3 separate regions of the Homo sapiens genome follow, and all the other regions are linked to region 1. A link is a contact called in ENCODE Hi-C or POLR2A ChIA-PET data. All regions are on one chromosome and are shown on one strand. Each heading gives the region's core, a stretch centred on a gene start or an enhancer-like site at or near the end of the contact. The rest is flanking DNA. Distances are from core to core; before and after follow the strand shown.

What was found. A loop is a pair of places that touch in the nucleus more often than their neighbours do. ChIA-PET counts read pairs that join two places held with the same protein, here RNA polymerase II (POLR2A). Pooled maps may share reads with other maps.
Region 2: a loop to region 1 is called in a pooled map, with 2.2 times the contacts of the local background. The contact joins the enhancer-like site here to the promoter of LINC02656 in region 1. A Hi-C loop is called at or near these places in 2 of 168 maps with a recorded cell type or tissue (CD4-positive, alpha-beta memory T cell and naive thymus-derived CD4-positive, alpha-beta T cell) and 7 of 50 pooled maps. POLR2A ChIA-PET finds 5 or more read pairs at or near these places in 3 of 52 experiments (B cell, OCI-LY7 and naive thymus-derived CD8-positive, alpha-beta T cell).
Region 3: a loop to region 1 is called in a map of naive thymus-derived CD4-positive, alpha-beta T cell, with 2.2 times the contacts of the local background. The contact joins the enhancer-like site here to the promoter of LINC02656 in region 1. A Hi-C loop is called at or near these places in 1 of 168 maps with a recorded cell type or tissue (naive thymus-derived CD4-positive, alpha-beta T cell), 1 of 37 single-sample maps with no recorded cell type and 5 of 50 pooled maps. POLR2A ChIA-PET finds 5 or more read pairs at or near these places in 2 of 52 experiments (T-cell and activated CD4-positive, alpha-beta T cell).

The regions. Positions count from the first base shown.
Region 1 is chr10:6,348,858-6,351,900 of GRCh38, forward strand. LINC02656 (long intergenic non-protein coding RNA 2656) reads left to right here and starts at 1,459. Exons shown (of 1, transcript NR_148966.1): 1 at 1,459-3,043.
Region 2 is chr10:6,099,892-6,102,934 of GRCh38, forward strand. RBM17 (RNA binding motif protein 17) reads left to right here. Exons shown (of 12, transcript NM_032905.5): 3 at 1,380-1,496. Among named protein-coding and RNA genes, the nearest start is that of RBM17, 12 kb to the left of the region's middle. Within about 2 kb of position 1,505, at least 2 of the 41 ENCODE cell types and tissues checked have a DNase peak (open chromatin) inside an H3K27ac peak, as active enhancers do; they include B cell and OCI-LY7, where a contact is called at or near this core.
Region 3 is chr10:6,497,326-6,500,368 of GRCh38, forward strand. PRKCQ (protein kinase C theta) reads right to left here. Exons shown (of 18, transcript NM_006257.5): 5 at 1,071-1,233. Among named protein-coding and RNA genes, the nearest start is that of PRKCQ, 81 kb to the right of the region's middle. Within about 2 kb of position 1,591, at least 5 of the 41 ENCODE cell types and tissues checked have a DNase peak (open chromatin) inside an H3K27ac peak, as active enhancers do.

The sequences.
Region 1 (3,043 bases), core at 209-2,708:
TTAAACAGACTCAATTTAATAGAGCTAGAACCATAAGATGAATGTATTTATCTTCAATCAAAGATGACATGTTGGACAGATTCCTTCATTCATCACTTTTCTGTTATGTTTAGCCCTAAGGGAAGTCTTTTTTAGATACGTAAGATGCACCTTCAGGGTTAAAGCATCTAGTCCAGTCTGAATAAAACATCAAAAGCACCTACAATCCCAAGCTCCTTCAAGAACTTTGCAGGCAGTCTTCGGGTGAGTTTGGTAAGACTATTAATCGGAGTAATGAAATAAAGTATTATCACATCTATTTATTTTTCTCATTTTCTTTTAACTTCTCTTTTGTGTATGTTCTAAAATACACATAATTTTCAGTTCATAGGGCATTTTCCCCTTGTAAGTAAATATGAATATATTTCAGAGTGAGCTCAAAGTTTTACGTTAGATTTAGGTAGGCATTTTTTTTTTTTTTTTTTAAGATGGAGTTTCACTCTGTCACCCAGGCTGGAGTGCGGTGGCTCGATCTTGGCTCACTGCAACCTCCGCCTCCTGGGTTCAAGCGATTCTCCTGCCTCAGCCTCCTGAGTAGCTGGGATTACGGGCACCCACCACCACACCCGGCTTATTTTTGAATTTTTAGTAGAGCTAGGGTTTCACCATGTTGGCCAGGCTGGTCTAGAGCCCCTGACCTCAGGTGATCCACCCACCTCGGCTTCCCAAAGTGCTGGGATTACAGGCGTGAGCCGACAAGGTAGGCAAAAGTTAAAAACAAAAAAACAAAAAAACAAAAAAAAATTTGGAATAGTCTGTAACAGAGGAGGGCTTGAAGAGAAGTGAGGTGATTTGCAGAAGCATCAGCCAGGAGGCATTCCTCCAGGAGAAAAATTTTTACTTAAAGGAGAGAGCTTAGTGATGGAGAAGGAAAAGATCTCGACAGACATTCAAGATTAGAATCATAAGTTGGCCATTGATTGGGTGTGGCTCTGGGAAGTGGAGGTGCTGTGGGCAGGGGCTGGCTTGGGCAATGAGAAAATGGTGTTGCTTATGTGCCCACTCTGTGCTGGGACTCAGCTGTGAGTGCCTCCAAATTCACCACATTTATCAAACCTCAGTGCTCTGAGACAGCATATGATGGCCTAGCAGGATGTCCATTCTTTTCCTGGAACCACCCATCCAGTTATCTCCTTGAGTCGCCTGGGTGGTGAAAAGTGGTCTCATGCACAATGGATGCGGTGTGATCCCCTTGCTATGTCACGCATGGCGTCTGCCCTCTTCCCTGGCACCTGTGCCACTCCAGGTTATGCCTGTGCTGCTGCCCATTCTACGCCCACCTGGAAAGCCTGAAACCTTCTCGTGCCTTCTACTGCAGCTGGGGAGCTTCTTCCACGTCTCATAGCCAGCTTCTCCAGAGGGAACTCCCAGAGCTGACTGTACTTTCCTACCTCAGCCTCTTCTTCCTGGGATGGTGTCAAAATATGAACAGATACAGCTTCATGCTTTCAGGAAACCACCTTCTCTTCCATCTTCTCCTTTGGCCTGCTCAGACAGCCAGACTTCTTAAACATATTTTTCCTACAGGCTCATGCAAATTAAGGGATGTGGCTGAGCATCTCCTTCAGTGCCCTCAAACAGGTCATGAATGTTGCAAAGCCCAGAATCGTGCTAACCTGGTAGAAGGCTGGTTTAGCCAGAACACACAGAGAGGACCTTCTCATGATGGTGTGGCTGAATTCCACATGTCACTAACAGTATCTTGCCCTGACCCGACTCCAAGTACTGATCCCCAAGGAAGGCATAATAGAGAGCCCATCTTGGGGAGGGATGATGACTTCATGTGCAAACAAGTCAAATTCAGGATGTGTGTTGTGGGCAGAGATGGCAATGCCCAGTCATCTGTTAGGTATACAGGTCCGCTGTACAGGAGAAAAATCAGAACAGAATTTCTATTTGTAGTGTTTCTTTTAGAGACTAGGGAATTGAAACCACAGGTGAATAAGAATGTACAAGGAACCAGGCCTTCTTGAAGAAATAGCTGAACCAGATTGGTGTCAGGAGCTGTACAAGGGGATCCAAGAATGTCTTGTCATACAAGCCGGACAGCTATTAAAGACAACTGAGGTCATGGCAAAAGGGCCCAGGCTTCTACTGGCCAACAATGAGACAATTTGAGCATCCCAAAGAATAATGACTTTAGTGGACTGAAACACATCAACATGTATACATCCATGAATTCATAATACTCAAAACGGTAAAACCAAACTCATTTGTTACCTTTGGAGGAGTCTGTCACCTCTGATTATTCTGAAAACTGGTAAATAGAAGGGGAAAATTCAAGCATTTATTCTGCTTTTCTTGTATAAACTGTACCTCACAGTTACGGAAGAGCTGATAAGGGAAATGTCTTCTTTATTGAAAAATTCAGCTGATACATTTGGAAGGAATGAGAGAATTACAGTACCACCATTAGGTGACAATGAGGGTCTGGTTTTTTATTTTTCTTTTGCTGAGTGCTGGGAACATAGTGATAACAAAAAAAGCCATAGTGTTCTGGCCCTTCTGGAGTTTTGATTCTAGCACATTAACCAAATAATCCCAGAGCAAAAATAAAATGTCAACTATGGTAAGTGTAGAGAAGGGAAAATACACAGAACTTTTAACAGCTTAGATCCGAGGAAGCTGACCAGCCTGCAAAAAGGGACAGCTTCCCTAGGGAAGTGACTTTGCAGCTGTGATGATGGATGACTAAGAGTTAACCAAGGAATGGGAGGAGGGAGGAGGAGACAGAGAAGGCTTTCCAAGCAGAAGCCAGAGCATGTGCAAAGATCCTGTGGCAAGAAGGAGCCTGGTGCAGGGGAGGAACGAAGAGACATGCAAGCTGGCTGGAGTGCAGAGAGGGAGACAGGCAGGCAGGCAGGTGGTTGGATGGGGAGGCAAGGATCAGATCCTGAGTCCCTTGGAGAAGCAGGAAGGCATCATGATGACTAATGTCAGAGGCAGGGGAGGACAGGTAGGGATAGACAGGGAAGCAGTGCTGGGAAGATGCTAAAATGCTGCA
Region 2 (3,043 bases), core at 255-2,754, 250 kb before region 1:
TAATAAAAATACAAATATTAGCCCGGTGTGGTGGCGTGCATCTGTAATCCCAGCTACTCTGGAGGCTGAGACAGGAGAGTTGCTTCAACCTGGGAGGCGGAGGTTGCAGTGAGCCGAGATCGAACTCCAGCCTGGTGACAGAGCAAGACTCCATCTCAAAAAAAAAGAAAGAAAGAAAATATGTGATTCTAATAAATCCCCCTTCCGTTCTGTAAACTTTCGTATTTACTTTGTGAGTTGTTAATTGGATTAAATTTTGTTTGCTTAAATTTATAAGTATTGTTATATTCAAGAGAGATGAAGGCTTATTTTGTGCCTTTTATAGTGGTAATGAAAATTTGTAACACTTTAAATTGCAAAAGAGAAAAATTAAACCTTTCTAATCAAAAGATCTAATGGTTACCACCATACCCATATGATCAACCTTAGCATTGCTGTTAGACGGCCTGACGCAGTGTGCCTGCTGTGTGTTGCAGGAAGGGGCACACTGCCTCACCTGGGAAGTGTTCCTGCCTAAAAGCTTTACCCTGAATTCGATCAGGCCTTTAACCTCCAGGTTTCAGGAATTACAAGGCATAGAGGAACAAGCTCAACTAAATAACCAGGTAGTTATTAGACAGATCTAGAACAAACAGCATTTTACAAGATAGTGTCAGAGGAAAAAAAGGAAGAGGAGATGAAGATGATGGTGATGATGATGATGGGGAAGAGGGACTGTTCTTAATCAAGACACTTAAAAACCAAAAGCATTTCAGGAACTTTGGTAGGATCCTGGTTCAAAAAAAAAATCAGCTGTTTAAAGGACATTTTTGGGATATCTTGGAGAATCTGAATGTGAACTGGATGGGAAATGACATGGGAATTAGTGATTTTATTAGGGGTAGTAATCTGACAGGAGAATGTCCACGGTTTCAGGAGATTGGGGTGAAGTGTCATGATGTCTCCAACTTTCTTTCAAATGGTCTAGCAAAAAATACAGGTGTAAGGGCAAGAAGTATGGTAGAACATTAACAATAATTGAATGTATAGAAATGATTTTCTTTTAAAAACTTTTTTTTGTAGATTCATAATAAAGGAGATAGGAAGGATTCTATATCCTAGTAGGAGGGAACAAAACTCTTATCCCCAAGTATCTTTTGAAAGTGACTAAGTTTACTGTAAACCTTTCACAGAAATGGAGAAAATCTCATGTTTTTGAAAAAGCTGAAAGAAAATAATATATGATTATAGTAATAAATTAAAAGGCTGTTGTTTTGAGATTATGGTTTTCTCATATCTCAAAGGTTTGTTGCAGGGACCAGAAAGAAAATCTTTGTTGCAAACAGTGTGAATTTTAATTTGAAACTTCAGTATGTTTTCCTTGTTTTTGATGATTTTAGAGCCAAAGGACGAAACAAAGTACAGTCCTCGCCCCAGTCATTGACCTGAAGCGAGGTGGCTCCTCAGATGACCGGCAAATTGTGGACACTCCACCGCATGTAGCAGCTGGGCTGAAGGTAAGCCCGCGCCTGCCTGTGAGCTTGATACGTGTCTCTGTTCCCATGTGGCTTATTTTGCATATGAGTTACTCTTAACAGATGGCCTCCTTGGTGGGCCTTTGAAACCAAGTTAGTATCATTTTCCACCTAATTTTTACTTCTGTTTTGCCAATTTTAAAATGTATCTATTTGAAATTAAATAGTTTGTTGTAGAAAAATCAGAAACTAGAGATACGCAGAAAGAAAAACAAATTACCTTCAGTCATACAATCCGGAAGTGAAAAACGTAATATTTTTCCATCCTGTGCCTACTCCACCTTCTGCTAACTTGCTTTTCTTACTTAATACGTTGTGACTCTGTCAAAAAATACAGGACTGTATGATCACGTTTATGGCTTCACTATATTCCCTTGTATATAGATGGACTATAATTTAATTCCTTTAATGCTGGATATATGGGTTGTTTCTATTTTTTGCTATCATAAACAGTGTTAGTACTTACTGATTTATTGTGGATTAAAACAGAGAAAGGGGTTTTAAAACCCACTTCTACCACCCTAACCTGTATGATTCCAGTGATTTTACATATGCTTAAAAACAAACATGTGGTCAACTCTATAAATTGGGTTATTGAGGATGAAGAAGATCTGGAAAAGGATAACTCAAAATCATAGTTAAAACTAGACAAAATGAGGTAAAATGAGTGAATAAACTAGTTAAAATTATACCCACAATTTAAGTATACATTTATCTTTCCACAGATGGCGTTCAAATAATGACTGTGGTCATTTAAACAGCATCATGAATTGCACAAAACCGCTTGATGAAAAATGACCAAAAGATTAATAATAGTGCTATCGAGACAGTTTCTTAGCAAGGCGCGCCTGTCCTCCCCACCACCTGTGGGAAGGGCTGCATCAGGCTGGGGCAAAGGGCACACTCCTGCCCATCTGTTTCACGTCACTGTTCTGGGTTGGGCTCCGTCTCCTGCCTGTCCTGCTTATGTTCTGGGCCAGTCTGTGGCTGCAGCTTACCCTTGAGTTGTCCTTTTCTGAGGGGAGCGGGTGCTGTTCCTGAGGGCTGGTAGTTCTTCTGGAGGGGAAGCACCACATGGTGGAGGTGTTTTTTTGCTGATTCCTAGTCATTGAGCATTTTCCCCCATAAATTTGATACCTAGTTTATTCCTGCTACATCTAATTTAAAAACTGGTTCATAGTTTCTTCTGTAATCGTGTATTGGTTCTAGTACCTATAATATTAGTCTCCTATTTAATGAGTAAGCCTTTTTCCTCCTTGTTACATAGTTTTCACGATCAGTTTTTAATTCTCATTAAGCGAATGCATCATAATTTACACAAGTATTCCCTAACTGTAAAACCACCTAGATTTGCTTTTACATTGCCTTTATAAATACCACTCTAATGAACATCTTTTTGTGGTTTTTATTTTTGAGACAGGGTCTTGCTCTGTCACCACGCTGGAGAGCAGTGGTGCAATCTTGGCTCACTGCAGCCTCCTCCTCCTGGGCTCAAGCGATCCTTCCACCTCAGTCTACTGAGTAGTTAG
Region 3 (3,043 bases), core at 341-2,840, 150 kb after region 1:
GAGATCTCATAACCCCCTAAGATCACAGAGCAGTTTCTGATCAGCAGCCCTGTTGTATCATTTGCCAAGAGTATTAACAGAGTGTTTTTCATTTGAAGCTGCGTTTTAAAAAGTTTGATAATTAAATAAATGAGAACTGGCTGATTTATCATCCTTGTATTTTCCAAACATATAGAGATTAAAATGCATGAATGAAAATGCATGCATCACAGACTCTTCGTAGCACGTTTCCCTGTGCTAGATTTAAAAATTCATGGCCTCGCTGAGCTCACTACAGACGAACAAAGACATCTGTAACATTTTATTTCCTCTTTCTGAGCATCTGAGAATATTTGCAACCAACAAAGTCTCACATGCAGGACCGATTCCTGAGTGACATCCATGATTAGAGAGAAAGGAGGTTCAAGTGATTAGACGAAAGCAGGCTGATGAAAACCCGCCAAGTCGATCTGGCATGTGGATACCCTGGTTACACAGGAGCTGTGCTTTAACAGTTTCTGCAGTAGCCTAAAGGGAAGAGTATCCCTTAATAGGCTAGGATGCTGAGAGCCAGAAACAGGAGTTATTTCAAGTCTCCACTCTGTCATAGCCTTTGCTATGTGGTTACTGAGGTTTAAACTGATCTGTTTGATGGCTATTAAGATACCCAAGAGCCTCATAAGCATTTAAACCATTAGCTACAATGGCAGAGTGCTGCCTGCTGGAAAAAGTAGCACCAGCAGGGTTGGGCCATTAGGTGGGGGAAGTTTTGACTATAAAACTGGAAAACTGTTTGTAATAAAGATACCTTTCACTTCTGTTTCTTCCCACTTACCCCCAATAGCCCCCCCATTGAGGCAGAAACTAAAATCCCATGGGCATTTTTCCTGACTAGACCTGGCTTCCTCATGCACCTCTTTTATTGGATCACACCATTTGAACCTTCTCAGTTCAGGCAAGGTCCCTGACAACGCTGAGGTAGCATTTACTCCAGCACACCCCCCACAGTGGAGCATGCCAGCGTAGAGGATTAAGAAGACGCAACAAAATGCATAACCCGAAGCTTGGAGGGAGATGCCAAGTTACTGTACCAGACAAACTCGTGGCAGACAGAGCAAAATGTGGGCTGTGGGAAGAAGGTGGCAGTGAACTCGTGGCACTTGACGTGGTGGACCTTTGCCTGCTTGATGGCACCCCGGCGCTGATGCAAAGCAAAGAAGCCTTCCGTCTCAAATTCATTCATGTCCTTTGTGTCTACAGGAAGAGAGAGGGGAAGAAAGTGAAGTTCTGCAAAAGGACGACTCCTATTCTAAGCTGGGTCAGGAGGGGAGGGAGATGGGCAAGGGATGGAGGAGGACCAGCTCTGAGTACCTGCTGTAACATTCCAGGTACTCATTATGGTGGGTACCACACTAAGCATCTTTCCTCAAATTCTACAACACAGATTCATCATAGGGCATATTGTTAGAGGGTGAAAACAATGTTGGATTGCTGGCTCAATCCTTCGCTCCTCTTTGACTGGGCTGAGCGATATATCCTCTTCAAGTTTCAAAACCAGAGATTAGAACTTTGAAGGGATCTATCAACCTCTCTTTGTCACCATCAATGATGACTCAGTCAGAAAAGGCAGGAAGTGGCAAAGGCTTTCCTGTCTGTAATTCTAGAGAATCACATGGTTACTGACAGCCTCTTGGGAACAGCATTTCAGAGGTGCCAGGATGCTTTATAGCAGGTTGTTGGAGACATGCTGGAGTAGACTAGGGGGAGCTGACCAGGATTTTGTGTGAGGAGAAAGGAACTTTGGGACATTGTGTCCTGGTTCCTGATGTCCACAGTGATCAGACACACCAGCTGCCAACCATATTTACCAATGTGAAAAAGGCCAGAAAATTAATAGCTCACTGCATTTTTTTGGTGTCTAGGTAATCCTGTGCATTACCTAGTCATCAGCATCAAACCATCAGATTCAATCTATTCATTTTACTCTGGGCTCATAAATATTGGTGAAAGTGCTTTGGATAGTCACTGTTTACAGTGCCCTATACCTGAATGACATCTTTCCAAAGGGTTGAAAAACTAAGATAGTCAAATTATGAGAATGCTCAGGATGCCCTTGCTGAAGCCCAGGTCCTCATGAAACACCAAATTGTAAGGCAGTCATGGTTAAACAGCACAGTGGACACAGCAGGTGAGAGAGAATAACACAAGGAACAGTAAAGAAATAAAAATATCCACTGCTGTAACAAAAATGATACACAAATAAATATGTGAATAAATAAATAAGGATAATGAATTTAAATCCCAGAGTTATAATTTTGTAATAGCTTGAAGACTCTTGGATTACTTCTTCTATTTTGTTACAAATACAAAACATTGAGGTTTCATTTAAAAAGCAGGTTCATCATATTTCACAATGAGTTAATAATATTCAAACTAAATTTCTTCTATTGTGGCTAAGCAGTGGCAGTAGCCTGACAATGCGTTTGGGGCAAATTATCTTCCAAGATACCTTATTGTCCAATCCCTAACAGTGGCTAGATTAGAAACACTCTAGGTAGACAAAGGAGGAGCTGTGTGGGTAGAAACCTCCCCCAGGAATCCAGCCACATCCCAGGACACATTGTAGGACTGAAGTCTTTTCTGTAGTGTCCGCAGATTTGTTTTATGGCAACCCCAACTTCCAGACAAAAAGCATTTCCAGTAACCCTCTAACAGTTCCACAGATGGGACATAATACTTTGCCTAATACTTTAAGAGTAGGTAATTTTGGTCTTTTTACCTGGAACTAGGCTGGAAATAATAGATTTGGCTTGGTAAATGAGGGGTTAAATTAAGGATCACTGAGTTAATCACCTTCTTCCACAAGTTCTGGTCTAAATGTCCAAATCTATTTACAACTTGTGACTAGTATAGTAGGTCATTTGTTTATAACATGTGACTTGTTTCTATTTTGGTCCAGATGAAATAAAATAAAATAAAAATAAGTATAAATACACTTTTAAATGCAGGGAATGAAAGTGAATTATTATGGGGACCCTATACAGGTTTTTACTGTAAAAATCAT